Linked DNA regions of Homo sapiens: region 2 is linked to region 1. The links are chromatin loops, found by intact Hi-C in ENCODE. Cell type or tissue: Caco-2. All regions are shown on one strand. Links, peaks and the distances in the headings refer to the core of each region. The heading gives the core; the rest is flanking DNA.

Region 1 (9,157 bases), core at 441-8,440:
GTCTGTACAGCATCTTTTCTTGTTGTAAGGATGGGAGTGATGACTTCCAAACTCTTTACATATTTGTTTGAAAAACTCAAATCATTTTTCCTCACACCACCACCACCACAACAGAGAAGACTTCTGCGACCAAATGTGCGTGGGTTTTCCCCCATACCCTAAGAAACAGACACCAGCTGAGTGTCTTTTAATTCAAGTCACTTTTGGTGCTATCTTCCTGGAGATGGCTTCAGATCCCACATGTTGAGGGCTCAGTCCCACAAGACTGTGTGCCCCCACCCTGACTTTCTTCAGACACCAGTTGCAAGTTCAGGCCTCCAGAAACTTCTGACCAATCAGCTTCAAGTTGGGGTTTCCGCAGCCCCCTCTTCGGGTTCAGTTAATTTGCTAGAGCAGTTCACAGAACTCAGGGAAACATTTACAGGTACTGGCGTATTATGGAGGTTCTTACAAAGGGTACAGATGGAGAGATGCATAGGGAAAGGCATGTGAGAAGGGGTGCAGAGCTTCCAGGCTTCCCTGGGTTCATCACCCTCTAGGAACCTCCATGTTTTCAGGTACCTGGAGGTTCTCCAAAGCCAGTCCTCTTGGGCCTTTTATGAAGACTTCATTGGATAGGCATAATTGACAGCCATGTAGAGATGTGATTGAATAACAGGGTATGATCCAAACCCAGTAAGGCCTGTCTGTTCAGATTCTTCTTGGCCTCTATGGGCAGTATTCCTTCTTCCAGAGTACAGGGCAGAACCCCTTCTGAAATGAGGGTCTCATGACCCATAGTCACATGAGAGTTCTGCCTTGGGCAGGTGCAAAGAGGTCAAGGAGAAGGTCAGAGAGCAAGATTCTGGCTTTTTTGTTGTTGTTGTTTGGTGAGATAGAGATTAACTCTTGTTGCCCAGGCTGGAGTGCAATGGTGCGATCTCGGCTCACTGCATCCTCCGCCTCCCAGGTTCAAGTGATTCTCCTGCCTCAGCCTCCCAAGTAGCTGGGATTACAGGCATGTGCCACCACGCCCAGTTAATTTTGTATTTTTAATAGAGACAGGGTTTCACCGTGTTACCCAGGTTGATCTCGAACTCCTGACCTCAGGTAATCCGCCCGCCTTGGCCTCCCAAAGTGTTGGGATTACAGGCGTGAGCCACTGCGCCCAGCCGGAGAGCAAGATTCTGTTTACTGAAACAAGGGTTATGGGAGTTATGAGCCAGGACCTATAGGCAGAAACCTAATACCACACTATCAGAATGAAAATCTGACAGGCCTGCATGTTTCTGGCCATAATATCTTCCTATTGATTTCATTTTGGGGTCACCCCTATGCAGGACTCAGGCTCAGCTGTGGTCTAAGGGTGGCTTTCCAAGTTCCGCCATCTTCAGGTGACTCAGAATAGGAGTTTGGGGCTCTTTCCATCTCTGAGTCACTCTCTGCCAGGTAGCTCTGAGCCATGGCTATGCAGCGGCTCCCATGCAGGCCAGCTCTGTACACAGGAGTCATCACTGTTTTGGCTATGGCCTTCCTGCTTCATCCCATTACTTTACAAACAGATTCTAGCAATTCTCCTGTTTTTTGACCCACCTGTACCCCACCTATGGGGTGTCTTGGGGCCTCAAATTCCCAGAATTTTCGAGCTTCAGCATTGTGAATCCATTGTCATTAACTCCCTCTTGCTTCCACATATCCGGGTGGACTCCTTTTAGGCACTTTGATTTCAGAACTGCTAAAAGATAAACTGAGGCAGATTAATTTATTTTATTTTAGACAGAGTGTCACTCTGTCACCCAGGCTGGAGTGCAGTGGTGCCATCTCGGCTCACTGCAACCTCCTGGGTTCAAGTGATTCTCCTGCCTCAGCCTCCTGAATAGCTGAGATTACAGGCTTGCACCACCATGCCTGGCTAATTTTTGTATTTTTAGTAGAGACGAGGTTTCACCATGTTGGCCAGGTTGGTCTCGAACTCCTGACTTCAGGTGATCCGCCCGCCTTTGCCACCCAAAGTGCTGGGATTACAGGCATGAGCCACTGTGCTTGGCTGTCACATTAAAATTTTAAAGAGTTTACTTGAACAAACAGCAGTGCGTGGGTTGGACAGCTCCAGATCACAGTACCGGACAGAAGACGCAGGAGTGAAAGGCTTTTATAAGGTAAATGTGGAACCAGGGCAAGACAATATTTGGTAGGTGAAAGTGGAGCAGTAGCCATATTTGGATCATTCCAGTGGAAAGTAGTTCGAGTTTGAGGTTAGATGGCAGTTTCAGAGTGGTTAAGCTTCAGTTTCATTTTCCTTTAAGCTAGTCACTTACAAAAGAGAGCCCAGTGCAGTGGCTTATGCCAGTAGTCCTGGCTACTTGGGAGGCTGAATTGGGAGGATCACTTGAGTCCAGGAGCTCAAGACCAGCTTGGGGAACATACTGAGACTCTGTCTCTATTTAAACAAACAAACACACAGACAAACAAACACACAAACAGATGTATTTGGGTTAGGTTTTGGTTTGCTCATGTAGGAACCTAGGACTTCAGAGCCACCCCTAACTGCCTCCTATTAAATTATTTTAACAGTGCTCTCTGGTCTGTTACACCAGTTGCCAATCTTTCCTCTTCATTCCAGCTCCCAGTTTTGGGTTGATGCCTTTTGTCCTCCGCACTCCTATTCTCTTTGGCCATTTGGGCTTATGAGTCCTACTACTTTACTATTATTCTTAGTGAAATTTGTAGATGAACAGTGGCAAACATATATGTTCAATTGGAAACATTTTTGTCTTGCCTGATTCTTTTTTAACGACATAATTATCACCAGAAGGCAAATGTTCTCTAGCCGACTCTCAATTGCACTGAGAAAGAGAATGGCCAGCTCAGTATTTTGAATTTCATCAAGCTTCTTATTAAATACAAGTGTAACTTACATGTCTATCGGTACTGTCAGCCTGACGAAATCAAAGCTAATACTTTCTGATTTTCACAGAATTCTGTCATTATCTGGTGTTTCCTGAAGCCTGAAGCTCTCCTTTTATGATGTGTTTGATGGCTATGCTTGAGGGAGGCAGGATAGTTTTCAGGCAAAGGTGGCACTGTTATTAGGTGCTAGATGAAGGGTCTAAGAGAACCTCATAAATTCTTCAATAGAAAGCTGCTGGCTTATTCACATCTGCAGGGTCCCTGCTGCCTTTGTGTTTGGAATTTAAAACTATTCCCAAGGTATGTGTGAGCACTGTTCTTTGTTCACGTCCCCCTCCCCCACAGTATGGTGATCTTTCACAATCCATTATCTGTTTTCTTTTGATAGGATTTCTTTTTGGCGGGGGTATGATAACTTTGATTTTGCTTCTGTTCCATTTGTTCTGATTTCCTTGGTAATGCTTGCTTTCCTTTCATCTTTGTCATCTCTTCATTTTATATGTTTTATTTCAGTTGCAGTGAGTTTTGTCGTATTATTTCTCTTAGGAAAGTCTATTCTGGTTTAACAAAGAAAAGTAATGCTTTCCTTTACCTCACTGAGAATAAAGTGCATATATATTTTGCTACAAAAAAAAATCTATGCTTTATGGAGGAACTCTATTAGGGGTGGGGTGGGCTGGGCTGAGATTTTCGCTTGAGCCTTTACTACATTGCCCTTCTTTTGTTTGTAATAGGGAGTTAATTTTTTTAAAATCCTATGTCTTGTTTGTTTATTTTTGTTAAAATTATCTGATTTTTTTTTTTTAAACCAGAGGAGAGGAGTGCTGGTTTTAAGGTTGGTGACTTAAAACCTGATTGATTGTAAAGAGAAGTATCCAGAGACAATATTAAAATAAACTTGGCCCTGAAAATGTTGCTTTTTGGTTTCCATTTACTTTGGAGGTCTCCTGGAGCAGAGGAAAGATTACAGAATGGAGCGCCTCCACAGAGTCTTCTGTGGGAGTGTTAGTCATTCAGTATTTCTCAGTTGCCTTTGTAGATGCAAATTATCAGTTCAAATCATCTAAGCAAAGGAGAAAAAAAAAGACCTCTCCAAGTCTAATCTGAGAAGAAAATCTCCTCGGGAGTAAAGTCTCAGTTCAGAGAACAAAGGAAGAAAAGACCAAAGGATTATTTACCTTTGACTGCTTTGGGGGATTCCGAGGCCACCAAGCATACAAATGCAAAAGAAAGCTTAGGGCTAGACATTCCTTTCTCTACTCTTTCTTTCTTCTTCTTTTGTGCAATGCAATAGACAGACCTGCCCAGAGGCAAGGGAGCTAAGGAGTTTCTAAACTTGAGGTCGGGGGCAATGCAGTAGTAGTATTATAAAAGCCTTTGTTACTGATTAAGGTCAACAGGGTGAGAAAATACAGAAGCTAGAGAGAAATCTTTATGGGAATGCAATCTAAGGGTGCTACATTTGGGAAGATGACTAGTAATTTTTCCTCCTAGGAGAAAGAACAGGAGAGGTCTTTTCCTTTAGAAGATTCTGATAAGCCAACAAATAAGCCAAACTGAGAGAGGCAGCTTTCCCAACATCCAGCCTCCCCATGGGAATCACAGACTGTTGAGAAGAGGGTGTTTGTTATTCATAATGGCTGAGGCTAAGACAAAAGTGGATTTGGGCTCCCATAGCAATCCCCAGGCCTTAATCAAATGTTCTTTTTTTTTTTTTTTTTGAGACTGAGTCTCACTCTGTCACCCAGGCTGGAGTGCAGTGGCACAATCTTGGCTGACTGCAACCTCCACCTCCCAGATTCAAGCGATTCTCCTGCCTCAGCCTCCAGAGTAGCTGGGATTACAGACATGCACCACTACACCTGGCTAATTGTTATATTTTTAGTAGAGATGGGGTTTCACAATGTTGGCCAGGCTGTTCTTGAATTGCTGACCTCAGGCGATCCACCTGCCTTGGCCACCCAAAGCTTTGGGATTACAGGCTTGAGCCACCGTGCCGTCTCAAATGTTCCTCTCAAAGTCAAATAGTGAGTCTTACCTTTTATAATTACAGAAATACAGATGTTGCCACAAGTCAGACAGGGAAATACAAAACAATATCCCAGAGAAATCACCATGGGAAAAATGAAGGTGTCTGTACATTAGATTATCTTTACGTTTACTTTAAAATGCTTCAGCATGGATAGTGTGGTGTGATGTGTTCTAGTTGCTTTCATTCTTTACTTAGGAATAGTTAGTTGGGCATTTGAAGAGCCCTGACTGAAACTGGCTTTGCAAAAGTATGACAGAGAAATTGGACGTGGCTGACTGCATCTTGCTTCTAGCCTCACAGGCTGGCTGGCTTTGCTCATTCGTGGGTGTGGGCCAAGATAACTTTGGGAGAAACTTAGTTTATAGTTTAAATGATAATAACCTTCCCCCAAAACTAAACGATTCTTGTAAAACTAATGAAAGGCCATGAAGTTAGGAGGATGAGAGGGGCTTAAATTCTAAATAATTACCAGCCATTATTATGGAGGTCGTAAGATTTGCAACTTCCCCAATTACTCTTGCAGACAACATCACTATTGTAGAAACTAAGACTGGCCTTTTGAGATGTCTTTTCAGGTTTTTGCATTTCTGACAATGGATGGCCCCACCTGGACCTGCCAACCAGTCCTGTGGCCCCAACCCAGGAACTTACCCACCATAAGAGGGCAGCTTTGATTCCCTATGATTTCATCTCTGACCCAACCAATCAGTATGCCCCTACCTTAGGCCCCTGCTCATCAAAAGATCCTGGGAAAAACCCTAATCTTTGAGCCTTTGGGGAGATTGAGTTGAGTGATAACAGTCTCCTGTGTGGTGTGGCCAGCCTTGTGTCAATCAAACTCTTTTCTTTACTGCAATGGCATGGTCTCAGAGAGTTGATTTTGTGTGTGCAGCAGGCAAGGAGAACCCATCAGGGAGTTACATAATTTGGATATATGGGTGAAGGAAGTCCTCTCCTCCATTCTGAAGATTTGAGGCTGAAAGTCTGGGGAAATAAGCTGGCAATAGACAGATTAAAAGGAGAAAAAAATATATATATACATTTTATTAACATGCAGAAAGGCATCACATGGAAGTTAAGAAACTACCCAATAACTCAATGAGACCTAAAAGCTTTTATATTCCCTTCATAAGAGAGAGGGAAGGGGAGTATGTAGGCAACCTAGGGAGAGTAAATGATTATGAAAAGTACGAATCAGCCTTCAGAAGAATAGGTTATATCCTGTCTGTAGGAGGTGCTAACCTCCAGCTTTTTCTAGGTTTGACTTCTGTTGTGTGTTAATCTTCACGGATAGATAAAAATCCCCAGGAAGCATTTCTTGACAATTGGCTTCCTTCTGGAGAATCTGCACTTAGTCAGATAAGGGAAATTCAGGAAAAGCCCCTCTGTGCGTTTGGCATTTCCCAAATGACTTCAGTTTGAAGTAATCAGCATACCAATGCTGCATATTTTGGGGTGATATTTCTGAACTCTCTCAGGAAAAATATACTCCTGGATGGTAGGTTAATATTTGAAATTGTCAGTTCAGGCTTGGCTTGGTGGCTCACGCAGGTAATCCCGGGACTTTGTGAGGCCAAGGTGGGTGTGGATCACTTGAAGTCGGGAGTTCGAGACCAGCCTGGCCAACATGGCAAAACCCCGTCTCTACTAAAAATTCAAAAAAAGAATTAGCTAGGCATTGGGTTCATGTCTGTAATTTCAGCTACTTGGTGGGGGCTAAAGCAGGAGAATCGCTTGAAACTGGGAGGCAGAGGTTGCAGTGAGCCGGGATCGTGCCACTGCACTCCAGCCTCAGCAACAAAGTGAGGCTTCATCTCACACACAAAAAAAGAAATTCTCCATTCAGAAGCCACATTCCAGAAGGATTAGATTATGGCTCCAGTCGTCTTTATCTCATATCAATCCCAGGGGGTTTGTTAATTAGCATAAGGGATGTTAGAAATGATTTTTTACTGGTAAAATGAATTCAATTTTATGTGGATTGGATAAAAATGTCTTATGGATACTCTTGCCTTTGCATAAATGAGGTGTAAAAGTCCAGCTAGCCTGTCTATTCATTTTGAATTATGTCTCCAGGCTTGAAATTCTAGACTGTTTGAATTATCTCTCCAGGCTTGAAATTCTAGACTGTAGTGAGAGAATTTTTCACCTGACTCTCATTTGAGAGTTAGTTAATCCTGCTCCAAAGCTGGAACATGGTCCTCCTGTCTCTGACGCTCATAAGGTTCTGTGGGAACACTGAAAGGTCAGAGAGCTAAGACTTCATCAAGCTTATAAAACGGGTAGTATGACTATTTGGAGGGCCTGATTGCTAATACATATTTATACCCATGGCTGAATGAGGTCTGAAATTTGCTTTCATTATAACATACCATTTGGAATTGAAGTCTCTATGGTTGTCACCAAATTCTAATTACTGGAAGCTTTGGAGAGCTAATCATAAAGCAACTAATAAGGGTGTATGACCAAATTGGCTTAAGTATCTTGAAAACAGCATTGAAGCTACTTTTTTTTTTGAGATGGAGTTTTGCTGTTTCACCCAGGCTGGAGTAAAGTGGCACAATCTCAGCTCACTGCAACCTCCATCTGCTGGGTTCAAGCAATTCTCCTCAGCCTCCCAAGTAGCTGGGATTATAGGCACCCACCACCATGACCAGCTAATGTTTGTATTTTTAGTAAAGACAGGGTTTCACCATGTTGGCCAGGCTGGTCTCGAACTCCTGACCTCAGGTAATCCACCCCCTCCCCCGCCCTTGGCCTCCCAAAGTGCTAGGATTACAGGCATGAGCTACCGTGCCTGGCTGCAGCTACTTCTTTATATGATTCATGGCTTTTGGCCACAAATGCATGCAAGTAACTAGATGAATACGTATATTACTTGCATGTGCATTAAAATTATTTCTTCTTTTTCAAATTATTCCTTCTTTGCACCAGCTAGAATTTAAATATATCTACCTGATTCGGAGCATTTGGCAGAGATATTAGAGATGGAACAAGATCCAGAGAGGGTCTAATGAAATAATAATTGTGGTGGCACATGCCTGTAGTCCCAGCTACTTGGGAAGCTGAGTTTGGAGGATCACTTGAACCTGGGAGGCAGAGGTTGCAGTGAGCCCAGATTGCACCACTACACTCTAGCCTGGGTGACAGAGTGAGACCCTATCTCAAAAAAAAAAAAAAAAAAAAAAAAAAAAAAAAAAGAAAGAAGAAAGAAAAAACCTTAATAATAATTATATAATTATAATTATAGTAAAAGTAGCAAGTAGCTTTTTCCTTTTTGCAAAATTAATTCTACCTTTCAGCATGTACAAAAGTACATTCTAGAAAGATTAAAGAAATAGATATAAACACCATAAAAATCATGGAAGAAACACATAATATTTTAATCTTGGGGATAAGAAAATCATCTCAAGCAAGAAACACTTGAGAAAAAAATAATTTTTGCTCACTAATCTCTAGGTTCATGGCTGAGGCCCCTATAACAAAATACAGATTCACAAGAGAAAATCATACACATATTATTTATACGTGGTATGGAAGCCTTCATAAGGAAAGGAAGACCTCCCCCAAATGCATAAATTTGTATATTCTTTATGCTAGGTTTGATGAAGAAATATGATTGAACAAAGGGAGAATGATATCATTGAGAGAGGAAGGAGGAAGAAACCAGTCAGGCAGGCAGTTATGGTGGGTCCTTGGTTGAATCTTTTCAAACAAAAGAACAGCCAGAAAAATCAAGCTGCAGGCACAGATAAGGGAACTTGCACAGCGGCACTTGCCTAAGACATGCCCACAGCCACACAGATAAGAAAGCCTACACAGGTGACTTGCCCAGACATGCCCGTAATGGAAAATTCCATCCCCTGACACATGTGCAGTAAGGGCAACAAAGCAATACGGAGTAACTCAAGCTAAGGGCCTACATGTGCATTAGGAGGATGGGGTGGAGCTACCAGAAATTCGCATCTCATGCAAATGAGATGCCCAGCTCTAACTGGTTTCTTATAAAAGCCTTTGCATTCAACTGTAAAAATGGCAACCCTCTTTTGGGCCCCTTTCTGTGGTGGAGAACTTTCTTCTTTTGCTTATTAAACTTCCACTCCAACCTCACCCTTGGTGATCATGTTCCTTAATTGTCATGGTTGTGAGACCGAGAACTCAGGGTGATACCTCAAACGAGAGACTGCTACATTGCGGTGCGTTGGTGAGACTGTAACATAATGTTAATAAACTGGG
Region 2 (9,157 bases), core at 621-8,620, 71 kb after region 1:
TTGCTTTTTATTTTTGAGATGGAGTCTTGCTCTGTCACTGAGGCTGGGTTGCAGTGGTATAGCTCACTGCAGCCTCAACCTACCAGGTCAAGTGATCCTCCTACCTCAGCCTCCTGAGTAGCTGGGACCACAGGCACATGCAACTCCCATGCACGACTAATTGTTTGATGTTTTTGTAGAGACGGGGTCTCAGTGTTCCCCATGCTGGTCTTGAACTCCTAGGCTCAAGTAATTCTCCCCACTCAGCCTCTCAAAGTGCTGGGTTATAGGTATGAGCCACTGTGCTTGGCTATTGCTCTTTTTCAAAAAGTTGTTGTGGCTATTATAGGTTATTTGTACTTCCATATAAATTTTATTTTATTTTTTTGAGACAGAATCTCACTCTGTCACCCAGGCTGGAGTGCAGTGGTGGGATCTCGGCTCACTGCAACCTCCGCCTCTCAGGTTCAAGTGATTCTCATGCTGCAGCCTTTCAAGTAGCTGGGATTATAGATGGGCGCCACTATGCCTGGCTAATTTTTGTGTTTTTAGTAGAGACAGGGTTTTGCCATGTTGCCCAGGCTGGTCTCGAACTCCTGGCCTCATGTGATCCACCTGCCATGGCCTCCCAAAGTGCTGGGATTTATAGGCATAATCCACTGCTCCAGGCCCCATATAAATTTTAGAAGTAGGTTTTCCATTTCTATTGGGATTTTGACTGGGATTACATTGAATCTACAGATGAATTTGGGGAAAATTAACATCTTGATATTCTGATCAAGGAACATGGTATATCTCTCCATTGAATTTTGGATCATCTTTTATTTCTTTCAGTAATAAGTTGTTTTTACTGTATAGCTCTTGCACAGATTCTTTTAGATTTATCTTTAAATATTTAATGTTTAGCATTGTTTTTAAAAATAATTTCCAATTGTGTGTTGCTAATATATAAATTACATCTAGATAAAGATTTTAATTTTTTTAGGTCTTATGGGTTATTTACATGTGTGCCTCCTGTTTGATCAGACAACATACCTTGCATAATTAAAATACTTGAAGAATTATTGAGATTTATGTTATGGCTCGAAAAATGGCCTATGTTGCCGGGCGCGGTGGCTCACATCTGTAATCCCAGCACTTTGAAAGGCCAAGGCATGTTGATCACGAGGTCAGGAGTTCGAGACCAGCCTGACCAACATGGTGAAACCCCATGTCTACTAAAAATACAAAAATTAGCTGGGCATGGTGGCGTGAGCCTCTAATCCCAGCTACTCAGGAGGCTGAGGCAGGAGAATCGATTGAACCCGAGAGGCGGAGGTTGCAGTGAGCTGAGATTGCGCCACTGCACTCCAGCCTGGGCTACAGAGCGAGACTCGTGGAAGGAAGGAAGGAAGGAAGGAAGGAAGGGAGGGAGGGAGGGAGGGAGGGAGGGAGGGAGGGAGGGAGGGAAAGAAAACACTCTTATATTTTGGTGAAGTGTTCTATAAATGTCAGGTTAAGAAGGTTGATAATGTTTAAATCTCCTATATCCTATAGCTCTTTCTGTATACTTATCATTTTAGTATGATATCATTTTAATAGAATCTCTGACTATAGGCCGGGCGCGTTGGCTCATGCCTATAATCTCAGCACTTTGAGAGGCGGAGGAGGGTGGATCACAAGGTCAGGAGATCAAGACCATCCTGGCTAACACAGTGAAACCCCGTCTCTACTAAAAGTACAAAAAATTAGCCAGGCGTGGTGGCGGGCACCTATAGTCCCAGCTACTCGGGAGGCTGAGGCAAGAGAATGGCGTGAACCTGGGAGGTGGAGCTTGCAGTGAGCTGAGATCGCGCCACTGCACTCCAGCCTGGGCGGCAGAGCGAGACTCCGCCTCAAAAAAAAAAAAAAAAAAAAAAAGAATCTCTGACTATAAATGTGGATTTTTCTCTTTCTCTGTTCGGTTCTCTTAGATGATGCTTCATGTATTTTGAAGCTCTGTTATTAGGGGCATAGATGTTTAGGATTGACTCCTTTATCATTATATAATAATCTTCTTTATCCCATGTAATACTCATTGCTCTGAAGTATTTGTTGATATTAAAATAGCGACTGCAGCTTTATTTTTACTAGTGTTAGCCTAATATATCTTTTTCTATCCTTTTGCTTTTTGAAAGACTTTTGCTTTTAACCTGTTGGTGACTTTTTATTTAAGATGGATTTCTTGTGTATAATGTATAGTGGGACTTGGTTTATATCCATTCTGATAATCTATGCCTTTTAATTGGGGTGCTTAGACCATTTATATATACTGCAATTATTGATATTAGTGAGTTTAAATCTCCCATCTTGCCCTTTATTTGCTACTTTTCTCATCTGTTTATTGCCCCTTTTCTTTTTTTTTCTGCTTTGTCTTGGATTGATTATTTTTGTTATTCCATTTTGCCTTCTTTATTGGATTATTTATTATGCTCTGGAAGTTTTAACATTTTCTCTTTATGTTTTTTTTTTTTTTTTTTTTTTTTTTTTTTGAGATGAAATCTCGCTATATTGCCCAGGTTAGAGTTCAGTGGCTGTTCAAAGGCATGACTATAGCACACTGTGGCCTTGAACTCTTGGCCTCAAGTGGTCCTCCCACCTCAGAATTCCAAGTAGCTGGGACTACAGGTCACCTCACCCGTGATATTCCTCATCTTTCCTCTTTTGTGCTCCATGGTCCCTTTAAGATCTTCGTGTTTTTTTTTTTCTTTAACTATTACCCCCCTTTTTTTTTCTTTTTTGTAGAGATGGGTGTCTCACTATGTTTCCCAGGATGGTCTTGAACTCCTGTGCTCAAGTGATCCTCCAGCCTCAGCCTCCCAAAGCATTGGGATTACAGGCATGAGCCACTATGCCCACCTTCTTGTTTCCTTTTATTTTTTCTTCTTTCTTTTTTCTTAGAGTCCAGTTGTGTGGATATTGGAATTTCTAATTTTATTCTTTGAATTTCTTAGCTTTTCTTTCATATTTTAAAAAATTCTTGTCCTTTTCTTCTTCATATTGAGAGATTTCCTCATTCTGATATCTCAATTTGACCATTTTCTTCTATTTATCCCAACCAATTGCATTGTGTTTTTATTTTTTAATTTTTATTTTAGCTTGTTTTTTAAAATGTTGTTTGTTCACGTTTTATATTGCTAATATCTTTTCTTATGTTCTCTAATATATTAATTGGTTAATTTAGAAGTTCCTGGTTCTCTGTTCTGTTTACATTGGATCAGTAATTGAGATGTATTGTCTTCTTGTGAAACAAATGCCTTATTACTTTGGGCTGTGAAATCATTTTTTCCTGGGGATACTGGCTATCCTGTTAGGCAGTCCCTTAGAACAGAATGTTCAAAATGTCCAACTGTCCAAACCTGATTCCCTCCAATGAGGTCGGGAGTGACTGCGTGTTCTTTTGGACAGAGCCCCGGGCACTGGGAAATAAATCATTCCTCCTCGCCCCTCGAAACAACTCCACAGCTCAGACCTTCAGCTGTTGCCTCACAGGCAAGTATATAGAAAGAGGTACTTACCAGAGTGTAATTTCCAAACTTTTGGAGTTTGGAATCACATCGGTGGGAAAAAAAAACTGCCAGAGGTCAGTGGGTAACTTATGTTTTTCCTCAGTTTTTCACAAGTTCAGAATCTCAAGGCTGCTCTACAACTGAGTCCTGAGTTTCCACCTGTGCGGCAACATTTGTTCCCAGGCTATGGCAGGGGTGAAGGAAGTGCAAAAGGACCAACCGATCCTCTCCTGTATTATCTTCTTCCTGCTTGTTGGGTTGACTTCTACTCTAGGTCGGAGCTGCCACACCACCTCTAAGCAAACAAGTTCAAAATATCCCTCCCCACCACGAATCCATAAGGGTTTATTTATTATTTTCCTATAGTTGTCTACTCTTGTGATCTTGGGAAAAGAGCCAGCAGCTTTCCCAGAAATAAAAAACAGAATTGCTTTTCAGGTTTTTGTTGTTGTTCCTGTTTTTGAGACGGCATCTTGCTCTGTCGCCCAGGCTGGAGTGCAGTGGCATGATCTCGGCTCACTGCAACCTCTGCCTCCCAGGTTCAAGCAATTCTCCTGCCTCAGCCTCCTGAGTAGCCGGGATTATAGGCGCCCACCACCACGCCTGGCTAATTTTTTTATTTTTAGTAGAGACAGAGTTTCACCACATTGGCCAGGCTGGTTTCGAACTCCTGACCTCAGATGATCCGCCCACCTTGGCCTTCCAAAGTGCTGGGATTACAAGTGTGAGCCACTGCGACTGGCCTGTTTTTCAGTTTTTTTATGTATCATTTTAAGTTTGTTTCTTGTAGGCATCATATTAACAACTTGATATATATTTTTTGATTTGTGAATTTATCTTATTCATATATTTTAATTACTTTTATATTAGAACATATTTTGTTTACACTGTTTTTCCTTCCACCCCTCTCTCTTTTCTTTGGCATTCCAGCAAAACAAAAGTAAGAATTATTTAGTACCCAGAAGTGGAGATTTCATATACCTGTACTTATGGTTAGGAATGCCTGTTCTGACTGTTACTTTTCATTGAAAGTAAAGGGTGCATCTCTCTCCATAAATATGACAGGAATAATCAGATCACAGTTTTAAAAATATCGTCTTTTAAAATAAGAAGCACATTTGAACTTACCTCCCAAGTGGCACACAGATTTGACTTGTGATATAACCATTTGCCATTCTCATCTCTAGGGTATATTTCATCTCCTGGCTGAAAAAAAAAAAAAAAGAATAAATGTAATTCATTTTATTTATATCTGGGAATTAAATAATAGAATTTAGACTTCCCAGTCTTCATAATTGTGAGCAATCAATGTCTATTGTTTCTAAATCACCCAGTCTAAAGTATTTTGTCATAGCGGCCCAGCTGGATTAAGACACCTGCCCATGCTTCCTGGGATGCCAGTACCTGTCTTGTGTGCACTGTCCTCTCACTCTGTACAGCTGACACCTGCATCTGTTAGAGGACAGACCTCAGGCTACTGGGACTTGTGTATCTACTCAATTAGATGTGCCCAGGAATTTACACCCTGCTCCCCCTGCTGGGACAGCCTTTGAACTAAAGTTACAAGTATCAATATTTGTTTCTTTGCCTTGTGACTGTGTAATTCTGAGATGTGAACAACTTTGTCTCCAGAGCTTTCTGTGACATTTAGCCTAAGTTGCTCTCTGTAGGACTCTGATTTCTACCTCACATCTGCTTAACCTCTTATTTTTCAGCCACATTTCCCCACTCCCTTAACAGTACTTCGAAATAAATCACTCTTGTATGCATTCTCTTCATCTCAGGGTCTGCTTCTGGGGAAATCAACCTAACGGGCTGTATGCAATAGGGGAGAGCTGATGGTGTCTGGGACTGGGGCAACTGCAGTAGAGAGGAAAAGAAGGGAACAGATTAGCACATGAATGAGTAGTAGAGCCAGCATGCCTTAATGTTGGCTTGGAAATGAGGTGGGGTGGTGGGAATGAGGGAGAGGGAGAAATCAAAGATGATCCCAGATGCCTTGGGTGGTTGGTGGTAACCATTTCTTGAGGTTGGGGCTAGGAATCCAGAATATCATTTTGGATATTTTGACTTTGAAATGGTCACTAGACATTCAAGTGGATATTGAGGGAGGCAGTTGAACAGAGAAGTCAAGAGCTCAGAGAGAGGTCATGGCTACAGATAAAATTTGGAGTCATTAGCATGTAAAATGGTATTAAATCCACATGATTGGATTAAGTCACCTATAGAGAGAGTGTAGCTAGTAAGACAAGAATATTGAGGGTAGAGGACTGGGCATAACAACATTTGGAAGCTGGCAGAGAAGAAGCTGCCAAAGACCATGAGAGGGTCATGAGATGTCACGAACACCATGAGAAGAAAATGTTTACAGAAGAAGGTGGTAGTCAACTGTATTGAAAGAGATCAAATAATAGGAAGACAAAATGTCTATTGAATTTGGCAGGATGAAAGTCTTTGTTGACTTTGGTAATAGGGATTTTCTTATTGGGAATTGCTGTGGTTTAAATGTGTCCCCCCTAATTCATGTGTTGGAAACTTAATCCCCAGTGCAACTGTGTTGGGAGGTGGGGCCTAATGGGAGTTGTTCAGTCGTGGATTAATGCCATTGTAAAAAGGGCTCAGACGAGGAGGGGTGCTTTCTTGTGCTCTTTGCCCTTCCTCGTTCCAGCATGTGATGACATAGCAAGAAGGCTCTAGTGAGGTGCTGGTACTTTGGTCTTGAACTCTCCAGCTTCTAGAACTTTGAGCCAATACATTTCTGTTTATTATCTATTACCCAGTGTCAGGCATTCTTTTTTTTTTCTTTTAAAGGAAATGTTTCTGAATGATAGCATTCTTTTTCCGTTGTTGTTGTTTGTTTGTTTTTGAGACAAGGTCTTACTCTGCTGTCCAGGCTGGAGTGCGGTGGCATGATTATGGCTCACTGTAGCCTCGATGTCCCCAGGCTCAGGTGATCCTCCCATCTCAACCTCCTGAGCAGCTGGGACTACAGGTGTGCACCACCACACCTAGCTAATTTTTTTGTATTTTTTTTGTAGAGACCAGGTTTCACCATGCTGTCCAGGCTGGTCTCGAACTCCTAGGCTCAAGTGATCCACCTGCCTTGGCCTCCCAAATTGCTGGGAATACAGGTGTGAGCCACTGCACCAGGCCTCAGGCATGCTTTTATAGCAGCACAAAACAGACTGAGAAGGGAATCAAGCAATTGGACAAAATCCATTATGCTCTTAAATTTGTTCCTAATTTGGCCAGGCGCAGTGGCTCACACCTATAATCCCAGTATTTTGGGAGGCCAAGGTGGGCCGATCAGCTGAGGTCAGGAGTTCGAGACCAGCCTGGCCAACATGGCAAAACCCTGTCTCTACTAAAAATACAAAAATTAGCCGGGCATGATGGCGGGCGCCTGTAATCCCAGCTACTCAGCAGGCTGAGGCAAGAGAATCGCTTGAACCCGGGAGGCGGAGATTGCAGTGAGCCGAGATCATGCCACTGCACTCCAGTCTGGGCAACAAGAGCAAGACTCCATCTCAAAACAAAACAAAACAAAACAAAACAAAAATTTTAATTTTTTCCTCTAGCATTTCACCTTTGTGAAACTCAGTTTTCCTTTATGGAAAACATTTTCCCCATTGTCTGCTTTAGGGAAAGACAATGTCTTTTCAACTTCCTCCCATCTCCCTGAGAGCAGGGAACAGTCCCTTTTCTCCTTGATGCCACATTATTATTCATGTTAATTATCCATTCTGTCTCTGATTTCTAAGCACTTTGAATTTCTCAACACTTATGACCCACATTTCTGCTCCATATTTCTTACCTTGTGTTTCCTAATTTTACTTACCTTCTGAATGGCCTTATGCCTCCATCATGAATTCTGTTACGTGATTTTTACTTTCCCAGATTCTAATCAGGTGGTTATCAAGCCTGAACCCACATTAGATACCTCTAGGTGTTTCCCTTGACCTTCCATTGTGCCTATTTTACTCATCCTTTCATCCCGATAAGCCTCTTTGTCTCTTTCCTTCATTCCTCTTCCTCACAGTCAGGTATTATTGGAAGAATAACCCAACCCTTTAAAAATCTATGCTATTGACTCTCATTCTTGTTCATTTATCTTTTAAACATGTCATAATTTTTAATATTTTGTTGGCTAAAATTCTGTCTGCTTGACACTTAAAAAATAATAAAGTGCTAAAAATATTTTAGCAAAAAAGATTTTTTGTTTAAAAAAACTTAAGATTCAAAAAGCATGTGAAGTCAGGTATGGTGGCTCATGCCTGTAATCCCAGCACTTTGGGAGGCTGAAGTGGGAGAATGGCTTGAGGCCAGGAGTTCCAGACCAGCATGGTCAACATAGCGAGACCCTGTCTCTACAAAAGAAAAATTGAAAAATTAGGTGAGTGTGGTGGCACACACCTGTAGTCTCAGCTACTTGGGAGGCTGAGGCAGGAGGATTGCTTGAGCCTAGGATCTCAAGGCTACAGTGAGCCACACACCACTGCAGTCCAGCCTGGGTGACAGAGCAAGACTGCCCCCCCACTCTTTTTTCTTTTTTTTTCCAAGACAGGGTCTTGCTCTGTCACCCAGGCTGGAGTGCAGTGGCGCAATCTTGGCTCACTGCACCCTCCACCTCCCCAGCTCAAGTGATCCTCCCACCTTAGTCTCCCAAGTAGCTGAGACCACAGGCACATGCCACCAAGCCTGGCTAATTTTTGTATTTTTTGTAGAGATGGGGTTTTGCCATGTTGCCCAGGCTTGTCTCAAACTCCTGGACTCAAGTGATCTGCCAGCCTTAGCCTCCCAAAGTACTGGGACTACAGATGTGAGCCACTGTCCCCGGCTGACCCTACCTTAAGCAAACAAACAAACAAACACCAAAAAACATGTCGTACTTAAGCTTCAAATATTGATTTCCCAATTATAGGTTCAGTTGGAAGGTAATGTCACTATATTGTGTCATTTCTCACTGTTAAAATTTTACCTTTTGTGCCTTTGAACCCATCAAAAATAAGAATAGAAATTATCTATCAAGTCCAAAAAGATGTAAATGTCATTAGTTAGTCACAGAGAAGTAAATTTTATTTTCTCACTTTTAAGTAGAGTCATGTGCTGCATAATGACATTTTGGTCAATGGTGGACTGCATGTATGATGGTGGCCCATAAGATTATAATAGAGTTTAAAATTCCTATCACCTAGTGACATCATGTTTGTGGTGTTGCTGGTGTAAACAAACCAACTGTGCTGCCAGGTATATAAAAGTAGAACACACATAATCATGTATAGTATATAATACTTGATAATGATAGTAAACAATTTCTGTTTTTACTATGGATACAACTTATATATTTGTTCTACTACACTTTATCATAATTTTAGAATGTTCTCCTTCTACTTTTAAAAAATGTTAAGTGTAAAAAAACGCCAGGCAGGTCTTTCAGGAGGGATTCCAGAAGAAGACACTGTTGTCACAGGAGATGGCAGCTCCATGCGTGTTATTGCTCCGGAAGAACCTCCAGTGGGACGAGATGTGGACGTGGAAGACACTGATATTGATGATGCTGACCCTGTGTAGGCCTAGACTAATGTGTGTGCTTGTGTCTTAGTTTTTAACAAAAGAGTTTAAAAAAAAATTTAATAGACAAGAGCTTATAC

What was found. Peaks named below come from ENCODE experiments on the same cell type or tissue, not always from the same donor. Only the 100,000 strongest peaks of a DNase experiment are listed, where the experiment ranks them.
Region 2: it touches region 1 in a loop (2.3-fold over the local background); 3 of 110 quality-filtered maps call a loop at or near these places.

What each region holds. Positions count from the first base shown.
Region 1 is chr7:138,164,517-138,173,673 of GRCh38, reverse strand. LOC107986749 (a long non-coding RNA gene) reads right to left here. Exons shown (of 3, transcript XR_001745033.3): 3 at 8,189-9,157. Among named protein-coding and RNA genes, the nearest start is that of MIR4468, 45 kb to the right of the region's middle. RefSeq lists enhancers at 2,060-2,179, 2,878-3,553, 3,635-4,505, 8,660-9,157. In Caco-2, for the core only: no CTCF peak of the experiment used is centred there; DNase peaks (open chromatin) are centred at 3,183 and 4,093.
Region 2 is chr7:138,093,421-138,102,577 of GRCh38, reverse strand. AKR1D1 (aldo-keto reductase family 1 member D1) reads right to left here. Exons shown (of 9, transcript NM_005989.4): 4 at 4,635-4,712. Among named protein-coding and RNA genes, the nearest start is that of AKR1D1, 22 kb to the right of the region's middle. In Caco-2, for the core only: a CTCF peak has its summit at 5,090 (motif pointing left); DNase peaks (open chromatin) are centred at 5,017 and 6,158.